2 separate regions of the Homo sapiens genome follow, and region 2 is linked to region 1. A link is a loop called in an ENCODE intact Hi-C map of the cell type or tissue named here. Cell type or tissue: mammary epithelial cell. All regions are shown on one strand. Links, peaks and the distances in the headings refer to the core of each region. The heading gives the core; the rest is flanking DNA. Region 1 overlaps PTPN3 (protein tyrosine phosphatase non-receptor type 3). Region 2 has its middle 49 kb from the start of MIR3927.

The links. Hi-C counts contacts between places; a loop is a spot of excess contacts. Peaks named below come from ENCODE experiments on the same cell type or tissue, not always from the same donor. Only the 100,000 strongest peaks of a DNase experiment are listed, where the experiment ranks them.
Region 2: a loop joins it to region 1, with 20 times the contacts of the local background. A loop is called at or near these places in 2 of 110 quality-filtered maps.

The regions. Positions count from the first base shown.
Region 1 is chr9:109,435,879-109,445,506 of GRCh38, reverse strand. PTPN3 (protein tyrosine phosphatase non-receptor type 3) reads left to right here. Exons shown (of 26, transcript NM_002829.4): 7 at 215-267; 8 at 7,273-7,393; 9 at 8,537-8,624. Among named protein-coding and RNA genes, the nearest start is that of PTPN3, 58 kb to the left of the region's middle. In mammary epithelial cell, for the core only: CTCF peaks have their summits at 4,029 and 4,611 (motif pointing left); DNase peaks (open chromatin) are centred at 2,626 and 4,566; H3K27ac peaks cover 1,489 bases.
Region 2 is chr9:109,556,098-109,565,725 of GRCh38, reverse strand. No RefSeq gene overlaps it. Among named protein-coding and RNA genes, the nearest start is that of MIR3927, 49 kb to the right of the region's middle. In mammary epithelial cell, for the core only: a CTCF peak has its summit at 5,085; a DNase peak (open chromatin) is centred at 7,995; H3K27ac peaks cover 972 bases.

The DNA of each region.
Region 1 (9,628 bases), core at 940-8,939:
TAAACATGAAAAGGTTTTATTTTTAAAAAATTTTAGTGTATTACATTTGCCTTTACTGTTTATGTGCAGCATAAAGTTGCTTTTGTTACAATTCATGTTGTTTTGTAATGGTTGATCAAAGCAAAGAAAGACATGTGTTACTACGCATGATCTGTCAATGTTTAAGGCTGTTGTTGGTTCTTGTGACTTTGCTAATATGTTTTTCTCCTGACAGGTTAACCTGCCCTCTTAACTCAGCAGTGGTTCTAGCGTCCTATGCCGTACAATGTAAGTCACAAAGGGAGCATTTCACGGATGGACAGGTTGTTCTGATCAGTGTGTGGAGAAAGTCACTGGTTCCTCCTGCTTGACCAAGTCCCTCTTCCCCAGGAATCCTGCTGGGCAGCATATCTCTGGCTGTCCAGATATGTGTTTCTACTCAGACTGGCACTCTCCTGTAGCATGGGGATGTTAGATTAAGGAAGGTGGTTAAGGGGAAAGGAATGAATGAACTGTGGTGTGAAATTTTCTCCAAGGGAGCCCATCAGACAGCAGACAGCTGTTGCACATTGCATTTTCCAGAAACTTTGCTCAGGCATTTGATCTGATCTTCATACAAATCCCAGTGGGACAAATATTTGTATCAGTCATCCCTTATACACATGGAAACCTAGACCCAGCTAGGTTAAGAAATTTGCTAGGAGTCACCCCTGCTGCTTGGTTGGTGCTACTCTAAAACACTACTGGGATCTTAGGAATTTCTTTTCAGAGTTGCAGTATAGCTAATGGATTGTATATTGATCTATACCAGTGCTATTCAATAGAAATATAATGTGAATCATATATGTAACTTAAGTTTTCTAGTACACTCATTAAAAAAGGTAAAACGAAACAGGAGGTTTTTTATGTTTTATTTAATGCAATATATTGAAAATATTAGCATTTTAACTTAATGTACAAAGTTATTAGCAAGATATTTTACATTTTTTTTATACTAAGTCTTTGAAAATCAGTCTGGATTTTACACTGACGGTACATCTCAATTTGGACTAACCGCACGTCGCTAGTGGCTACCATATTGGATAGAAAGTCCAGATGGAATTTTCTTGAAGGCTGGTTTAAACTGGAGTAGGAATCCGCTCATTCAATCAGCAAAACTTTATCGAGGGTATATTCCCTTCCAAGTCCTGTGGGTAGATGCTGGGTAGGCACAATGAAAAGAACGTATAGCCAGATGAGAGCAAAATGTCACTTTATAGTAGCTAGCTTTGTGGTGGCAGTACAGTTCATCAGCATAGTACTCAGGTAGAGCCATTTGCAGCTCCAGACCTAAGAAATCTCCTCTACCAGAAGCCCAAACCATCTTGGCCTATTACCCTGTTGACCTACTGTGTGATAGATAGATAAGGCAGCAAGATGATCAGGTCTGAGAGCAGGCACTGGCTGAACTACACACCCTGCTCTGGTCTCAGAACAGGCAAAATAGCAAGAGAAGGCTGACGGACTCCTGAGGTGGCCCTAGGTCTGCCTATTTCCCTACCAGGAAAGAACAGAAATGAAGGAGGTGAAGAGCAAGGTGGCTGGGCCTGCAGCTTACCCACCCACCTGCATGGAACCAGGAGGTGGAGGGCAGGGGACATCAAAGATGACCCTATTCACGAGTAAGACGAGTACCAGAGTTAGTCTCTCCATCGATACCTGCATCGCCTCCTCCTTAGTGGGAAACTCAAAACAGGCGAATGGGCCTGGGTGGATTTGAACCTTCCCTTCTCCCTACAATATACCTGGGACAGGCCCGGCCATTTCACATCCATATGGGAAGTGGCATGGTCACCAGTTTGTATTCTTATGATCTGTAGACCTTGTGAACTCTGTGTCTGCCAGGCCAATCAGCTGAGGAGACTGAGCCTCCCCATGTCTCAGAGCAAGTTTGGTGTTCACAGCCTGAGCTTCAGGTTTATGAGGCAGGAACACTAACTAGAATATAGGCATATTCAATTTAAATCCTGGCATCCCTGGCCAGGTGTGGTGGCTCACGCATGTAATCCCAGTATTTTGGGAGGCTGAGACGGGAGGATCCCTTGAACCCCAGAGTCTGAGACCAGCCTGGGTATTATAGTAGGACCCTGTCTCTACAAAAACTGAAGAATTATCTGGGCATGGTGGTGTGCATCTGTAGTCCTAGTACTTTCTAAGGCTGAGGCAGGAGGATCACTTGATCCCAGGAGGTCGAGACTGGCATGGGCAACACTATGAAGCCCCATCTCTACAAAAAATAGAAAAATTAGCTGGGTGTGGTGGTGCGGTGCCTGTAGTCCCAGCTACTAGGGAGACTGAGGGGGTAGTATCTGTTGAGCCCCAGAGGTTGAGGCTGCAGTGAGCCATAATCATGCCATTGCACTCCAGCCTTTGTGACAGAGTGATACCCTGTCTCAAAAAAAAAAAAAAAAAATCTGATGTCTCCGGTGGCCAGTTATGTGGGATTGCCTCTCCTAATCTTGGTTTTCTCACCTGTAAAACTGAGGTGAGTGATTTAAGACAGCTCTCAATATGGCTACCTTGGTTCAAATTAAGCAATAATGTGAAGGTGATCTGTAACTAAAAATTCTTTATTGTTGGACCATCCCTGGCTGAGTCATTGAGAACTGGACTGGAGCCATATACCTAGGTCTTGCCTTTTCCACTTGTACCTGCCCGACTTTGAGCTTCTCCAGACCTCAGTTTCATTACCTGACCCATGAGGATAATAAGTGTCTCCTTCAAGGGTTGTAGTGAAGATGAAATGAGTGACTGTATGTAAAACTATTAGAATAGTGCATGGCACGTGTCAAGTGTTAGCTCTTACTGTATTTTCATGTCTGCCCAGAAGAAAGCTGTCAGGGAATTGCCTGTTGTAAACAGTAAATTCTATTTAGAGTAAAATTTAAAAAGCAAATAAAGAATTCTATCGCAGGCTTCAGTAGTCAGGTTCCCTTCTGCAAAGAACTGATAGAATGGGGGCTAAAGAAGTTGTGGGCACCTAAAAAGTACAAACTGGCTTCAGTAGAAATAGTCACATTACTGTCATGCTAATAGAATCATGGCTTATCAGGCAAGCAGTTTTAAGTATAAGCTTTTATCCCTCCACCCTCAATAAATATATATATTGCAGAGCATACATTTCTTTAAGATTAATACTTGTGCCAGGCACGGTGGTTCACGCCTGTATTCTCAGCGCTTTGGGAGGCTGAGGCAGGCGGATTGCGTGAGCCCAGGAGTTTGAGACCAGCCTGGGCAACATGGTGAAACCCTGTCTCTACAAAATATACAAAAATTAGCCAGGTGTGGTGGTACACCCCTGTAGTTCAAGTTACTGGGGAGGCTGAGGTGAGAGGATTATTTGAGCCCTGGAGGTCAAGGCTGCAGTGAGCCATAATTGCACCACTGTGCTCCAGCCTGGGCAACAGAGTGAGACTCTGTCTCAAAAAAAAAATTAATTATTGTATATGAAATTACTGGATCAAAAGGTACACCTACATTTTATGATATATTTTGCTAAATTCTTCCAAGAGGGGCATCTGATATAAGTCCTCACTGTGACCAGCTAACCAAAAGCACATTTTCTTATTACATAAAAAATAAAGTCCGGCATAGTGGTTTGCACCTGTAATCCCAGCTACTTGAGATGCTGAGGTGGAAGGATTGCTTGACCCCAGGAATTAGAGACTGCAGTGAGCCATGATCATGCCACTGCACACCAGCCTGAGCAACAGAGCAACCCCATCTCTTAAAAAAAAAAAAGTGATCTTCAGGTAAAGTACCCAAAAATATACAATGATGGAAAATTGTTAATGGCCTGCCAAGGCTTTATGAGGCTCAAAGAATAAAGTATATTTTTTGGAATATATGTTTATTCCAGAATGTTCCCTGCACCTGTGCCACATAGAGGTCTGTACCAGCCTCAGGGTGCACAGATGGATAAAACACACTGCTCTCCCCAAGGAGTCTACAGCCTGTAGGGAGGCAGATGTGGATGATACTAGCAGTGGAGATGGCCACCAGGGGTGCACTTCATCCTGCTTAGGGAGAGGGGAGAGCATCTGGGAAAACGTCCTAGGAATGACCCCTGAGAACCGCCTCTAAGATCAGGTTGGAGTTGAATGAATAGCAGGTAAAAGTCTTTCCAAGTACAACAGCCGGGCAGCTTGAAATGCTGTACTTTGGAACCTGGGATATACCCTCTCTTTGCTGCAAAACATAAAATATTATCAACCAGAAGAAAGCATGGAACTTAAAATGACAAGGTATTTCCCACATAAGCACTTCCTTTTTTGTTTGCTATAATTAGCTTTTGCATGTGTTGCTTTCTCACAGATAGGAAAATGGATTACTTAGGAGTTTGGAGCATATAGTATAGTAAGTAGGTAAGAGCAGGGACTATGGTCAGAGTCTAGCCTCCAAATTAGCAGCTGAGCAACAGTGGCAGACCCCTTTGGGTCTGTTTCCTTATGTGTTTAGTGGGGATAAAAAGCATTGCCTATATCACAGGGTTACCATGAGTAACAAGTGGGATGACATCATTGAAATCGATGTGAAACCGCCCAGTGTTTTGCAAATGTTTATCACTGTTTAACTTTGTTTCCCCCTAGTGGTTAGCACAGAGCTTTGCACAGAGTGGCCGCTTAGGATTTAAAGGGAAAACCACCCCACAGGGAGGCTCATTGGTTGTGTTCGAAGCTCAGAACATTTGTCAGCAACTTGCCTAAAGAGAGAACCTTGCTGTTCATGTTTGCAGAATGATACCAGGGATGGGACTGTTAACTGGTATGATGGATAACCTTATTGGGATCCAGGAGGATCTCCATGAGCTAATGAAACCAACAGAGTAAAGGTTCATAGGACTCCACCTTGAGGATCAGGAAAAGTCATTTACAGCATTTGGTTGGCCTTTGGGGACATGATTGCTGCCATCAAATGGCCAGCAGCGGCTCACAGGCCTGGCAGGCAGGCTGGTGGGGTGGTAGGAGCACTAACTGGGGTTCAGATCACCTGGGTTCTGATCTTGACCCTGTCCCAAAGGTGTCTTTTCCTTTCCAGACCGCAATTTCTTCACTCTTAACATGAGAGCTTTGAAGGAAGTGATTCTAATGCTTTCTAGCAATTTCCTCATTGGGCATGCTGTGTCAGGGCATTTAAATGATTTCCTGTGAACGCACCATGTGCGCTTAACCCTGCACAAACTCACCAGCCACATAGCCTTGACATTTCTTTCCACAGCTTGGCCACATTTGGCTGGCCTTAACAGCCTCTGGTCTAACCTTGACCAAGTCTGCATGCATTGGTCACTTGGCTCTCTGCCCTTTTCCCCTTCCAGAACTGAAATTTGCATCAGCCTCTGTACAGATCAGTTCTGAGCACCCAAATTTCTGAGCACCTACTGTGTGTCATGCCTGGTGCTGGGGGCCCTAAAGGTGAGTCTGACCCACTCCCAGCACTTGAGGCACAGTGTAGGAAGGAAACAGATCCCTTCGTTATGGTGTGGATCTCAAAAGAGCAGCCCTGTGTTGTGAGGGCAGTTAGGTGAACAAGGCTGAATGAAACATAACCTTTGCATCTTCCCTTTTTTTTTTTTTCTTTTTTGAGACAGAGTCTGGCTGTGTCACCCAGGCTGGAGTACAGTGGCTCAGTCTCGGTTCACTGCAACCTCTGCCTTCCAGGTTCAAGCGATTCTCATGCCTCAGCCTCCCAAGTAGCTGGGATTACAGGCATGCACCATCATACCTGGCTAATTTTTGTATTTATACTAGAGATGGGGTTTCACCATGTTGGCTAGGCTGGTCTCAAACCTCTGACCGCAGGTGATCCACCCGCCTTGGCCTCCCAAAGTGCTGGGATTACAGGCGTGAGCTACCATGCCCGGCTGCATTGCCCTTTCAACTTCATGGTGAAATTCACCCAAGCAGCTACCTGTCTCACCCACTTCCCTTCTGAGATTGGCCACAAAGTATCACCATATCTTTCCCATACTCTGCCCTTGTAACAGAGAAGGAGTTATTTGATTTGGAAATCTTTGGTGTTGAATTGAGAGTCCTCAGGAGGCTCCTGGCATTGCAGCGAGCTACAGGAAGAAATTCATTAAAATATTTGGAAAGATCAGGACTAATTTTTTTTTTAAAGATGAAGTAGAAGCTTTTTTTTGTTTTGTTTGTCAAGAAAATGGAATACGAGATCGGTTGCCCCATTAGAGGTAGAGATTATCTCCTCAATTCTGTTTTTAGACAAATGGGAAAACTTGTGGAGAAGGGAAATGGATGTCCTCAGGTCCCATAAGCCTGGTCCTTTGCTCTTCACCTGGTGCCATCCTTTTTCCCAGTTTCCTCAATGGTCCAGACACCCAAATGGTTTGAGTCCTTGAGGCAGCCATGGACACTTGTACAGGTTGAGCACTGCACAACTCTCAAGAATGCCCATCACATCATAGGCATCAACAATTCAATTCACATTGGCAGACAACAGTCAAGGGTCTCAAGGGAGCAGTACCATTTTGCCCAGGGGCTAGTCTGGAAGTCACCCTTCCTTTTCCCTCTGCACCTGCAGGTCCCTAATGTGATTCCCCTGATAGCCCCAGAATCTCTCTTCATATCTTCTGACTCCCCTTAGAATGTGTCTTTCTCCCTAGGAACTTTGCTGTTGCCTGAGCCCTGACCATTCAGCCCCACTCCCACCCACCTTTTGTCCCTGTGGCCTCTGAGCACATCCTGGTCCCCTTTCTTCCACACCTCCCTGAATCCCAGGGGATGGGTCAGGATGTGGAGAGTGGTCAGGTCGGCATGGCCTCCCTTCTGCCTACACCCAGTTTTTAGAGCAGATTGGTCCAGTGTTATGGTAACCTTGGGGTATGGCAGAGAAAGCCTGCACCGTGTGTGGCATATGGATTGTGGCATTTCCCCCAGTGGGTTCTCTTTATCCAGTGGCATGAGTGCAAACTGCTGTGCTGACCACAGTGTATGGAAGAGGTGTGGGATTAGAACAGGGCCTAGGTTCAAACACCGTCTCCTAATTTTCTCCCTCTGTGTCCTTGGGGAGAATGAGAATTTGATTGGATCATGTGTGATAGTATCTTAGCCTATAGTGAAGGCTCAGATAAGTGTGGAATCTGGAGCTAGTGAGAAGCTTCAGTTCATGTGGTGTAGAACTTACCAGAAGAGTATTTCTAATTAATGTTATTCTGATGATGCTGTAGATGCTTATAAATGCAAACCATATTAAAAAGGCAAAACTAATTATGATTTTCCCCTTCTTCTGTCTTGATAGCTCATTTTGGAGACTATAATTCTTCCATACATCATCCAGGCTATCTTTCCGATAGTCACTTTATACCCGATCAAAATGAGGACTTTTTAACAAAAGTCGAATCTCTGCATGAGCAGCACAGGTGAGGGGGGCTGGGGTGGCCTACTTTGGGGACTTGGGTTGGGTATTTTCAGACATCATATCCCTTTGTGTTTGATGCAGCCTCTTTCTTTTGTGCATGAATCCTCTTTCAAGATGTCGGGGGTTTTTGAACCTTTGAGCTGGTATGGTGGCAGATATATTTGGCATAACTAGCATTTCTGTAAAGTGTAAAATCCAGTAAGAGTTTAGGGTGATAGCTGCTGCGTCCTTTTCAGGATGTCATTGAAATCAGTAAATTCCTGAAGGAAATGCCCATTTTGAAATCTGATTGCCCCACCAATGGACTGTACCAAGGTAAACCTCTTAGCAGTTTACCACATTTAATAAAACAAGCTGTTCCTTCAGGTCTTGTTAAACAGACAGACAGATGGACGTACAGTGCTGACCAGTCTCCTGTGTTCAGTTCATGAAAAGTGCCCTATGTCCAAGTGGGGAGCATGAGTCTTCTGCAGTTGCCCCTGCGTATTTGTTGCGAGCCTCAGCTCCAACACATATGCCCAATTCTGGCTGCTCTTCCCCTTCCTTGTTTTACTTAAAGCTACAGCAGCAGCTGTGCAGTCCAGGTCAAATAAAGGCCACCCTGACCAAGAAGGCCAGCTCTCAAGGGGCTGCTCTCTTCTTGGGAAAGCCATAAAAACAAAGGCCAGGCAACCAAGTGTCCTTTCTAAGAAGGCATTGCCAAACCTCTCTCCCAGAATTACTCCCAGGGCAGAAGTCAATCTCCTAAAATAGTACGGGGCCAGTGGCGTTTGAAAGTTTGAGGCCACTGCCAAAAGAAGAGATAAAGGCAGAGAGACCTAAAGATTCCCTACTAATTAGCAACTTGGAATAATTAGGGCAGGGATTCTGAAAGGTAACAGTCTTCTCCGTCTGAATATTGTGAGCCCACTAAAGGGGAAGTATTATTTAATTTAAAAACAAGAGGGTCTAGAGGGAGTCACATTCAATGGATAAGAATAAAAACTTGCTTTAGTAGAATTTAGCATTAGATTGCTGAAGATTGATAACATAAGGCATTTAATAACCTTACAGAAATGGTATCAAATGTTCTAGATTTTTTAAAATTGGAGTTAATGCCCTCTCTTTATTGGATGAACTCTGCTTTTTGTCTTTTCTTCCGTAGTGGGCTAAAACAATCAGAAGCAGAATCCTGCTATATCAACATAGCGCGGACCCTCGACTTCTATGGAGTAGAACTGCACAGTGGTAGGGTATGTATTCTTGTTATGTCTTGGCTCAAACATTATGTTTTTATTTTAATCTCTGAGAGTTTGAAAAATTCTTTGATGAAACTATTTCTTTTTCATTATAACAGGACTTTTTAAAAGATATTTGGAAGGTTTATTAAGTAATGCTGAATTTTTTGTTGGTCATTTGTCCAATTGCTTTTTTTTAATGTTTGCTTTTGTACTTGAAGACTTTTCCCTTTTGAAGGGTTAGGGGACTAGAAACTAGTAATTTTTGTAAGACCATTTTATATTATGGTTTTAAAAGGCAAAAAATAGGTATAAATTCATTTTTCAGGTGACGGTTTAAGGAGCCAAGATTTCTACTACTTAATCTCAAGTGTTGCTCAAATTGGAGATAGTTACTCATATATGATAGTTTTTTTAAAAAGATTATGGTGATATAATTGTTAAAATCAATAAATATTTGAAATTAGTTGTGGCTACTTTAGTAGGATTTACTAACATCTGTCATCTGTCAAGCAATTTCTATGCACCAGTGGATTATTTCCTGCGGTAATACCATGAGTTCCATATGTTATCATTAACCCCATTTTACAGATGGAGAAACTGATACTCAGGGACATAACCGAGGTCACACAGCACACAAGTTGTAGCTTCAGCACATGACCCCTCACTGTCTAATTAGCATCTGACCTTTGATCAGTGGCATACGTTTTCTACCTGTGATTGGTCCACATCATATCCAAAAGGAAGCAAAAATTAATTGAGCACCTACTATATACTAGCCTTTATCCAGATGCTTTCATATGAGACCATAAGGTCTCACCTTGTGATCATAGAAACCTTGTGAAATCGACATTCTAGTTATTCCCGTTTTATAGATGAGAAAACCGAGGCTCATAGAGATTGAGTAAATGATCAGATTTTAAATCTATGTATTTTCATAGTTTATAGAAACACTTTCATTTATTTTTGTTTCACTTCGGTCCCTTGACAGTCCTGTGAGGTAGGCAAGTTGTGATATA
Region 2 (9,628 bases), core at 445-8,444, 120 kb before region 1:
AGAAGCTCAACAAACACCAAACCGAGAAAACTTAAAGAAAATCACATCAAGGCACAGATAATCAAATTGTTGAAAACTAGCAATAAAGAAGAAACGACAACAACAACAACAAAACCCTCTTTAAACCAGCCAGAGGAGAAAAAAGCACACTTCACAGACAGGAACAAAGATATGACACTAACTTTTTATGAGAAATAAAAGCAGCCAGAAAACAATGGAATCCATCTTTAAAATGCTGAAACAAAAGTCAACTATAATCCTAGAATTCTATGTCCAGTAAAAATACCTTTCAAAAGTGTGGCCAAATTAAAACCTCCTTAGAAAAAAAACCAGAACATAAGAAATTCATCACCAGCTAAATTGTTCTACAAGACATGTCTTTTTGTTTGTTTGTTTGTTTGAGACAGAATCTCACTCTGTTGCCTAGGCTGGAGTGCAGTGGTGCCATCTCGGTTCACTGCAACCTCTGCCTCCTGGGTTCAAGCGATTCTCCTGCCTCAGCCTCCCAAGTAGCTGGGACTACAGGCACACACTACCACACCTGGCTAATTTTTGCATTTTTAGTAGGGATGGGGTTTCGCCACATTGGCCAGGCTGATCTTGAACCCCTGACATCAGGTGATCTGCCCGCCTAAGCCTCCCAAAGTGCTGGGATTACAGGCGTGAGCCACCGTGCCCGGCCCAAGACATATTTTTAAAGGAACATCTTCCAGGGGAAGGAAAATAATATCAGATGAAAACTTAGATCTACATAATAAAATTAAGTACACTTGAAATAGTAATGATATGAGTAAAATTAGATTTTTCTCCATTTTTAATTAAAACGATTGACTATTTAAAGCAAATATAATATATTGTGGGATTTATTACATGTGTAGAAGTAAAATGTATAATGCCAGTAGTGAAAAGGATGAAAGGAAGAAAGAAAAAATTCCTGTTAAAAGATTCTTGGTCTAAAAAAACAGAGATTGTCAGATGAGATAAAAATGTTAGACCTAACTATATATTGTCTAGACAATAGCAACTTTAAATATAAAGATACAGGTAGGTTAAAATTTAAATTATGGAGAAAATGCCATGTTAACATTGAGCATAAGAAAGAAAATATCATGTTAAGATTGAGCATAAGAAAGGGTGACATTCAGGATAAAGAGATACAGAGGGACATTTTATTATAACAAAGACATAACAATACTAATTGTGCCTACACCCAATAACAGCACTTTAAGTTGCATGAAGCAAAAACTGACAAAAAAGAAAAGCTAAATTGGCAACTATAACTGGAGATGTCAAAATTCCTCTCTCAGTAATTGTTAAAACAAGCAGCCACAAAATTAGGTAGAACATAGGAGACTAAATAATACTATCAATCAATTGGACTTACTATATTTATAGAATACTCAACCCAACAACAGAACATACATTCTTTTCAAGTGTACATGGTACATTCACCAAAATATATCATGTTCAATCATAAAGCAAGTCTCAATAGATGTCAGAAGATTTAAATACTACAGAGCCCCTTCTCTGATTACAATGGAAGTAAATTAGAAATCAATAACAAAAAAATCTGAAAAAACTTCAAATAGTTGGAAATTAAATAATACATTTCTAATGAAATCATGGGTCAAAGGATAAATTACTTGGAAAATTGTAAAATATTTTGAACTGAATGAAAATTAAAACACAACATATAAAAATTTGTACATACAAATAAAGCCATGATTACAGGGAAATTTAAAGCATTATCTCCTTATATTATAAAATAAGAAAGGTCTAAATTAATTATCTACACTTTCATCTTAACCTAGGGGAAAAAAAACAAATTAAATGCAATGTAAGTAGAATGAAGAAAATAAAAACAAAAGCAGAAATTAATAAAATGGAATATAGTTAAACAAAAAAATCTATTAAACCAAAAACTAATTTCCCACACAAAAAAATCAATAAAATTGATACACCGCTAGACTGATTAAGTTAAAAGGAGAAAATACAACCAATATCAGAAACAAAAGAGGAAACACAAATTTCCAATATTAGAAATGAAAGAGGGATGCTACTATCGAGCTTACAGCGATTAAAAAGATAATAAGAGAATATTATTAACAATTTTTAGCCTATAAATGTAATAACTTAGATGAAATAGACAAATGCCTTAAAAGAAACAAATTACCAAAAATGACTCAGGAAGAAGATAGCAAATCTGAGTATCCCAATATCTCTTTAAAAATGTAAGTTTATAATTTAAAACCTTCTGACAAAGAAATCTCCATGCCCAGTTACCTTTACTGACAAATTCTATAAAACATTTAAAGAAGAAATAATACCTATTCTACCCAAAGTCTTATAGAATATAGAGGAGGAGGAAACACTTTCGAATCATTTTATGAGACCAACATTACCCTGATACCTAACCAAAATACATGACAAGAAATAAAAAGCAGAGATCAATATCCTTCATGATATAAATGCAAAAATCTGTAAAATCTCGACAAATCAAATCCAGCAATGTATAAAAAGGATAATACATCACAGACCAAGTGGTTGAATATTTAACATTTGACATTCAACTACTGTATTTCACCATATTAACAGACTTAACAAGATAACTCATATGCCTTTTTCAACAGATGGAGAAGAATCATTTGACACAACCCAAATGTCTTATAAAGTTAAACATAAATGTACAGCAAGACAGCAATTTCCACTCCTAAGTATTTACCAAGAAAATGCTAACTTATCTACACAAAGACTTGTATGCAAATATTCATAGTATTGTGGCTTTATTCATCCTAAACCAATACTGGAAATAATCCAAATGACCATTAATAGCGAATGGCCAAACAAATTGTAGCTTATCCATAAGATAAGGTATGCGACAATAATAAAAACAACCTATGTTACATGCAACAACGTGAATGAATCTCAACATTCTTATGCTGCTCTGAAAGGAACCAGACACAAAAAAAGTACATAATGTATGACTTCATTGATATGAAAGTATAAAAAAGAAAAATCTATTATGACAAGAAAGCACATCAGTGGATGCTTAGGACCAAAAGTGCATGGAAAATTAAATAAGGGCACAAGAAACTTTTTAGGATGATAGAAATGTTCCATATACTGATTATTTCACAATTATATTGCATGAAAATTTAAGGTATATAAATATGTCAAAAGTCATCAAATGTGCACATAAAATGGGTGCATTTTAATATGCAAATTATACCTCAATAAAAATTTTTTTTCCAAAAGTGCACCATGGGGGTTTTTATTAAAAAAGAAGGAAGAAGAAGAAGAAGAAGAAAAAGAAGAAGAAGAGGAAGAGGAAGAAGAAAAAGAAGAAGAAGAAGAAGAAGAAGAAGAAGAAGAAGAAAAATTGTCCTTGGAGGGTCTTATAGTAGCTGGATAGAGTGTGAGCTGGACTACAGAATATTCTGGCATCACCAGTGAAGTCAGAGAAGACTTCCTGCTGGGGCTTTGATGGTTGTTTGAAATCCTAACAGTCATACCAGTGTAGTGGGCATGGAGCAGTGCTGCTGATATTGCCAGTTCAGTGAAAATGTGAAGGTCTCAAAGCATGTGAGGAGCTTTGATTTACACTTTTGTACTTGGGTCATTTCCAACAATTCTCAGAGAAGCCAGACCTGCCTGGCTACATGGACAAGGGGACCATGTCTCCAGCCACTTTTCCAGGAACCTCCTGGTGCTGGTGCTGATGCTGTGATAAAGAGGGATGGAAAGAGAAATACCTGGGTAAGGAGGACATAGCTTTAACAACTGAGGGTCTGGTATGGTAGCACAGAGCTAGCTAGACAGGACTGAGTCTCTCCTAGGGAGGAAGTAGGAGTGAGAACCCAAGATTCATGGCTGGAGAAACAGGTAGACAGGCACAGAGACTTGTCCTTCCTTCAGGACCCAGATGGTCTTACATGTCCCAATCCCTACATCCTAAGAACTTCCCTCCTCCCTCCTAATGCTGCTGGTGCCAAGTGCCAGCCTCTGGCACAGACCTCTCGCATGGATAACTCTACCCAGTCACAGAGCTGCTGCTTCATGACAATGGTTCTTTCACACACTTTCCCATTTTCCAGCACTTGATGGCCACTTGTAGTCATTGGGGGTTAGAAGCATGATGTTAAAATCAGTTTCACTCTCCCATTTTACCGAGAAGGAAAGTGGAGCCATGGGAGGTGAAATCCAAATTACCAATTAGAGAACTTCAGATGCAAACAGACCTGAGTTCAACTTCCACTCTCTCACTTACTCGCTAAATAAATGTGGACAAATCCCCTACGCTCTTTGAACCTCCTTTGCCTTACCTGTAAAATAGGTACAATGACCCCTAGGTCATAAGGTTGTCCCTAGGATTACATAAGACAATTCTACCACACAGTAGCCTATCGACAATGGTCTTAGGCCAGGAGGCAGGAGATAGGGAAGATAAGGAGTGTTGTATCCTGCCGGGCAGTTTCCTGTCTTGACCACATCTCATTGCCTTCTCTGACTTTTGCTTCTGAATAAATGGACTTCAGTGTTCATTCTGGTCTCTCATTGCTCATTAGTGTCTTTTTTCTTCTCTTTTCTTCTTTGATCTAATTAGAGGAATCTGAATACTTGAAGGTAGTTTTCTGATCTAGCCAATTCCCTTGTCCGGCTTTACAACTGAGAGTGGTGACGGTGCCAGTAACAACAACGGCCACATTAATAATCCTGTTGGCTTCCTATCCCTCCCTCTTTAGAACTGGCAAAGGGCAGGGAACATGACAAGGCAGCAGACTGCCCTGGTCACTGGCAACCTAAGCCCTCTCACAGGAGCCACTAGAGCAGTAATTGCTACGTTCTCCCAACCCAGAGTGTTCTTTCCGCCAGAGCACAGGCAAGCAGGAGGGACTGGGGAATGAGGCTGATTTTCCCAGGTCCCAGCCATGCCTGGAGGAGAAAGTACAGACATGTAGGTGTTCAAGAGGCTTTCAAACTCCAGGCCCAAGGCTTCCCTTTATCTGGAACTCACATTCTTCCCCAGGCGATCTCAGTCACTGGCCCCTTCCATCCACTTCCAACTCTACCCAATCCCTTCCTCCAGGTGGGGCCTGTGAGCCGCCTGGTGCTCGGACCGTTGTTCACTTCTCTGTGCATGGCTTTGCTCTGCATGATGTCATTAGCACAAGGAAGCAACTCAAAAATGGGCAACCAGAAGGGGCACTCAGGCCATCTGTCCTTAGCCAAGACCCTTGGGTCAGATTCCACTGGTGTCCTTGGTTCATTTCACTTCTGTGGTCACAAGAAAGCCAAAACTGCACAGTCTTGTAACCAAGTACATTTCATGTACCTACTGCTGAAACCTAGTAAGTGTCTATATTCTAATACTATAGATTTATCTGATGATTGATACTGCTCTCCTGATAATATCAATAATAGCTAATACTTACTGAGCATTTAACCCTGTCCCAAGAACTGTACTCAATGTCTGAAATGCACGATTTCACTTAACCCTCACAACACTCTGTGAGGTAGTTACCATTATTATTCCCATTTTACAGATGAGGACACTGAGGCTCAGAGACACGGAATCACTCGCCCAACTAGGAAATAATAGGGGAGAAATTTGAACCCAAGGCTGAATGTTATTCTAATTATTATTCCCACCCTCACCCCATCATAATCAATTATAAAGCTGAGGGGAACTTTTCTCTGATCTAAGCTATACTACGTCTTATATGTGAACAACTTTTTAATGAATGAGACACATGCTCTCCTATTAATGAAAACAGAGAGATACCCTTCTCTGTGTTGACAATGTAGCTTTACCCTTCAGGCCCAGGATTGGGATCAAGAAACAGCTGAACCTGGTAGTACACTGCTGCCAGAGAAAAGAAGAAACTGGTCATTTGGTTGCAGCTGAAATTGCCATTTTTGATGCATGTCTTTGGTATACTAACGCAGGCAATGACTCCGATTTTGCCAGGTGTTGCCATTGTCTGGGCTTTTATCCTGATGGCATCGGCTGGATTCAATGCCCTGGAGGGCCACATTGAGGATCTAGTAGGACACAGGGGGTTCTCAGTCTCCTGCCTCAACCCCCTGAGGGTGCTCTGATTTTCTTGCTCCCTGGTATCAACCCTGGAGGCTTCACTGCATGAGCGTATAGAAGAAACATTTTAAGCTCTTTCCTGAGAAGAGACTGCACCTAATCTGCAGGCTCCCAGCACCCCTCAGTGAGGCTGGATTTGGTGGGGGATGTGGACAAGCAGTGGGACGGGGAGGATTTTATGACAGCAGGACTAATGAGGTGCTTCCTTGTGTAGAATCAAATGTCCTACTGAGTGACATACGGTCAAAACACAGTGTTGAAGAAGTCCAAGGAAGGGAAGAGGAATTCAGGCCACAGCGTAGGAAAAGTTTTCAGAAAAGCAGAGAGATGTATTTAAGCAAAGGGACAGCATTCAGGTAAGAAGGACATTCTTAGCAGAGAACATAGGCAGATGAAAGATTATCCTGAATGAGGACCAAAGGAGAGAGATGAGAGGTATGATATGTGGCTGGGGACCCCATGGGAATATAAGCATCAGTGGCCCTGGAATGAGAGCAAGAGGAGACGGCGGGCTGCCAGGCAGTGCCATGAGAGGAGTGGCTTCCCAGGAACACCAAACTCACAGGGCGTGCTGAATACAGAAGACATGGAAACAGGAGGCCAGTGACATCACTGCCTCCCACAGTCATGGGGGCCTAACATGGGACCCAGCTCCCAGACCCTGGGGACACACTGAAGGTCACCTACGGGCAATGAGGCTGGAATTCAGAAATTTGAGAAAACACTGAGTTGTGAAATCTTGTCCTCTCTCTGTATCTTTCCTTAATAAGCCAGGCTAGGCGTTTGCTTTCCAGTTCACAGTAAGAGGCAGGAAATTGGACTCAATCTTGCAGTCTTCCCAGGCTTTTGGCTCCTCTGTACCCACCCCCTCCCTGGCAGCCAGTGGGCACAGGCCTTTTGCCCTGGAAACTCACTTTACAAGCCAGGGACTAGTACTATCACTGAAGTCTTGGGTGCCTGTGGCCAGTATTTCCTTCCTGCCTCATGGACAAGGCCATGGGCCTGGGAAGCAGGAACCTGTCTCCAACCTATGGTATCATGGCCCCTTTCCTTCAAGTAAGACTCATGGGACATGGATCCCAACACCTCCCTCTGCAACCTCCCCCAGGGCAATTGCCCCCTGAGGTCTCATTAGAGTTTCTCAAAGTCTCTGGCGCAGCACTCAACTTGGTCTTGGAGACAAATCTCATGAAAGGAGTCTGCCCAGAACTGAGCATCCTAGGATGGTTGCTTCCTGGGAAAGCTCCTTGGGACCCTCTTTTCCATCATCAGAGATACAGGAGCCCATGAACCTGGATCCTTCCAAACACAGGAGACTGGTTTCTCAGAAACCATTTCCTTATTCCTGCCTCCAGCTCCAAGGGCTTCCTATAGAACCTGGAAAGTTCCCGGCAGCTATACCTTGACTTACAGCTGGGGATTCTCAGGACTGGAACAGAGTTGTCTAAATGATGGTTGTTGAGTGCATAGGAATTTGAATAGGTGTCTGCAAATAGAAGCCAATCTTCTGTTGGGCATTTCTACCTGCAGGCACTAGGGCAAGGAGGCTGGTACCATCAGCCCTGTTTTAAATAAGAGAAAACTAAAGCACAAAGAGGTCTAATGGCTTATCTGAGCTCACAGGGGTAGCCAGGGAGGAAGGCAAGACTCTCTGTCTTACTCTAAAGCCCAAATTCCTGCCCCCTGTTCTCTGGTACTTTGCTGTCCAGTATGGCAGCCCCTAGCCACTACAGTAGCTATTTATATTTAAGTCTAAATTAATTAACATTAAGTAAAATTTAAAATACACTTCCTTATTGTCATAATCACGTTCCAGGTGCTCAAGAGCCATAAGTAGCTAGTGGCCACCACGTCAGAACATGCAGACTTAAAACATTTCCACCCTTAGGGCAAATTTTCTGGAACAGCCTTGTAGTCTGAAGCTTGTTGTTCATACACTTGGGCAAGGAACTGGGCCACTGCCTCGACTCACTGCCCTCTCCTTACCCAATCCATTCACTAAAATAGCGCCACATGCATTTCAGGGCTGCTTACTCTGACTTGTCTTTCTTTCCTTGCTTCCAGCTCTCTCCAGTTTCCAAGAGTGTGACTGCAACCCTCGCCACTACACACAAGTAAAGAATGAGATTTGCATGCTAAGAACGTGATTGTGTGGGCTTGGGCCTCCCTGCGCACATACTGGCTATCCAGCAGGAGAACTGCCATGAGTGAGGTCCCCAGACGAGGGGCAGGTCTTCTCAGTCTCAGCCTGGACATGGCTGATGTTTCTCAGGAATCAGTGCCCTCTTGGGCCCCATGCTGTGCTGTGGCTAATTGTCCCTGGAAACAAGACCTCTACTAGCTTCTGGGGTTGCAGAGGCTGACAAAGGTCAAGTTTTCCTAAGGCCTTGCATTCCTTTTGGCCTCTCTACACTCAAATCTTATGTCTGGAAAAGCACCCTCATTCTCTGATCAGCTATCATGTGGTTCCTTTCTACAAATAAACTGCTGAAAGGATTTGCCCAGCACATGGCCTGCTGGTCTTCCATGTAGAAGGCATTTAGGCTGGGTCGCCTCTGCCTTCACAGCCACAATCCCCAATGCTGTCCAGGTATGGAGAAAGGATGCTGTCTCTGCTTTTGGCTGCTTTCTAGCCAGATGGCCCATGATAAAGTGGAAGTCAAGATGCCAAAGTTCTTCCTAACCCAGCGTTGAGCAGGCAATTCCAGGCTGCAGGCTGCAATGACCAGCCAGTCAAGGGATCCTGATAGTTATCTTCTCTTTTCCTTTCCTCTAGGTTTGCCTCTTCCGTATCAGACTCAGACAGGTTTTCAGTGGACACATCCTCTGAAGGAAGGATTTCTTTCCATGTGACTCTAGTCCTTTTCTCACTAACTAGGAAGTTGGCACATGCTTTAAGCCATTGGAACCAAAAGGAGTAGGCATTAGGGACCCTTTTCCTGCCTGAAAAGCAGACCAAGAGTCTGTAGAAAGAGCAGCAGGATGAGGAAAATATTTTGGAAGAAAGGCAGACTGAAAGAAAAGGTATTTGTAAACGTTTGCTGAAGAGCCACATATTGATAGCCTATAATCATAACTATTCTATTAACTATAAAAAGAACCCCTACAAGTTGATAAGAAAAATTTCAATTTGCAAACTCGATGCTGGGGAATTTGGGTTCAAATAGGGGAGGAAAGTGCATTCCAGGCACCAGGAACTGCCTGTATATATACAGAGAAACAACTGGCCTGAGCATGTTTTGAAATGACAAGGAGCTGGGTGTGGCTGTAGTACAGGAGAGTGGCGATTGCTAAAGCTAGGGAGGTAGAACTGGGACAGGCACAGAATGCCTTGCATACCATGCTGGGGAGTCTCGCTTATAGGAAACCAAGATCATATCCTGGATCTGATCAGGTTAACTTTGTAGACGATGCCTTGGGCAGGAGCGTGACTGATGAACTGAAGCCTTCTTTCACAAAACCCCTACCAGGAATGTAACACAGACCACAACAGGATATGTCTGTTTTCCCACCTTTGCCTTTACACTTTTAAAT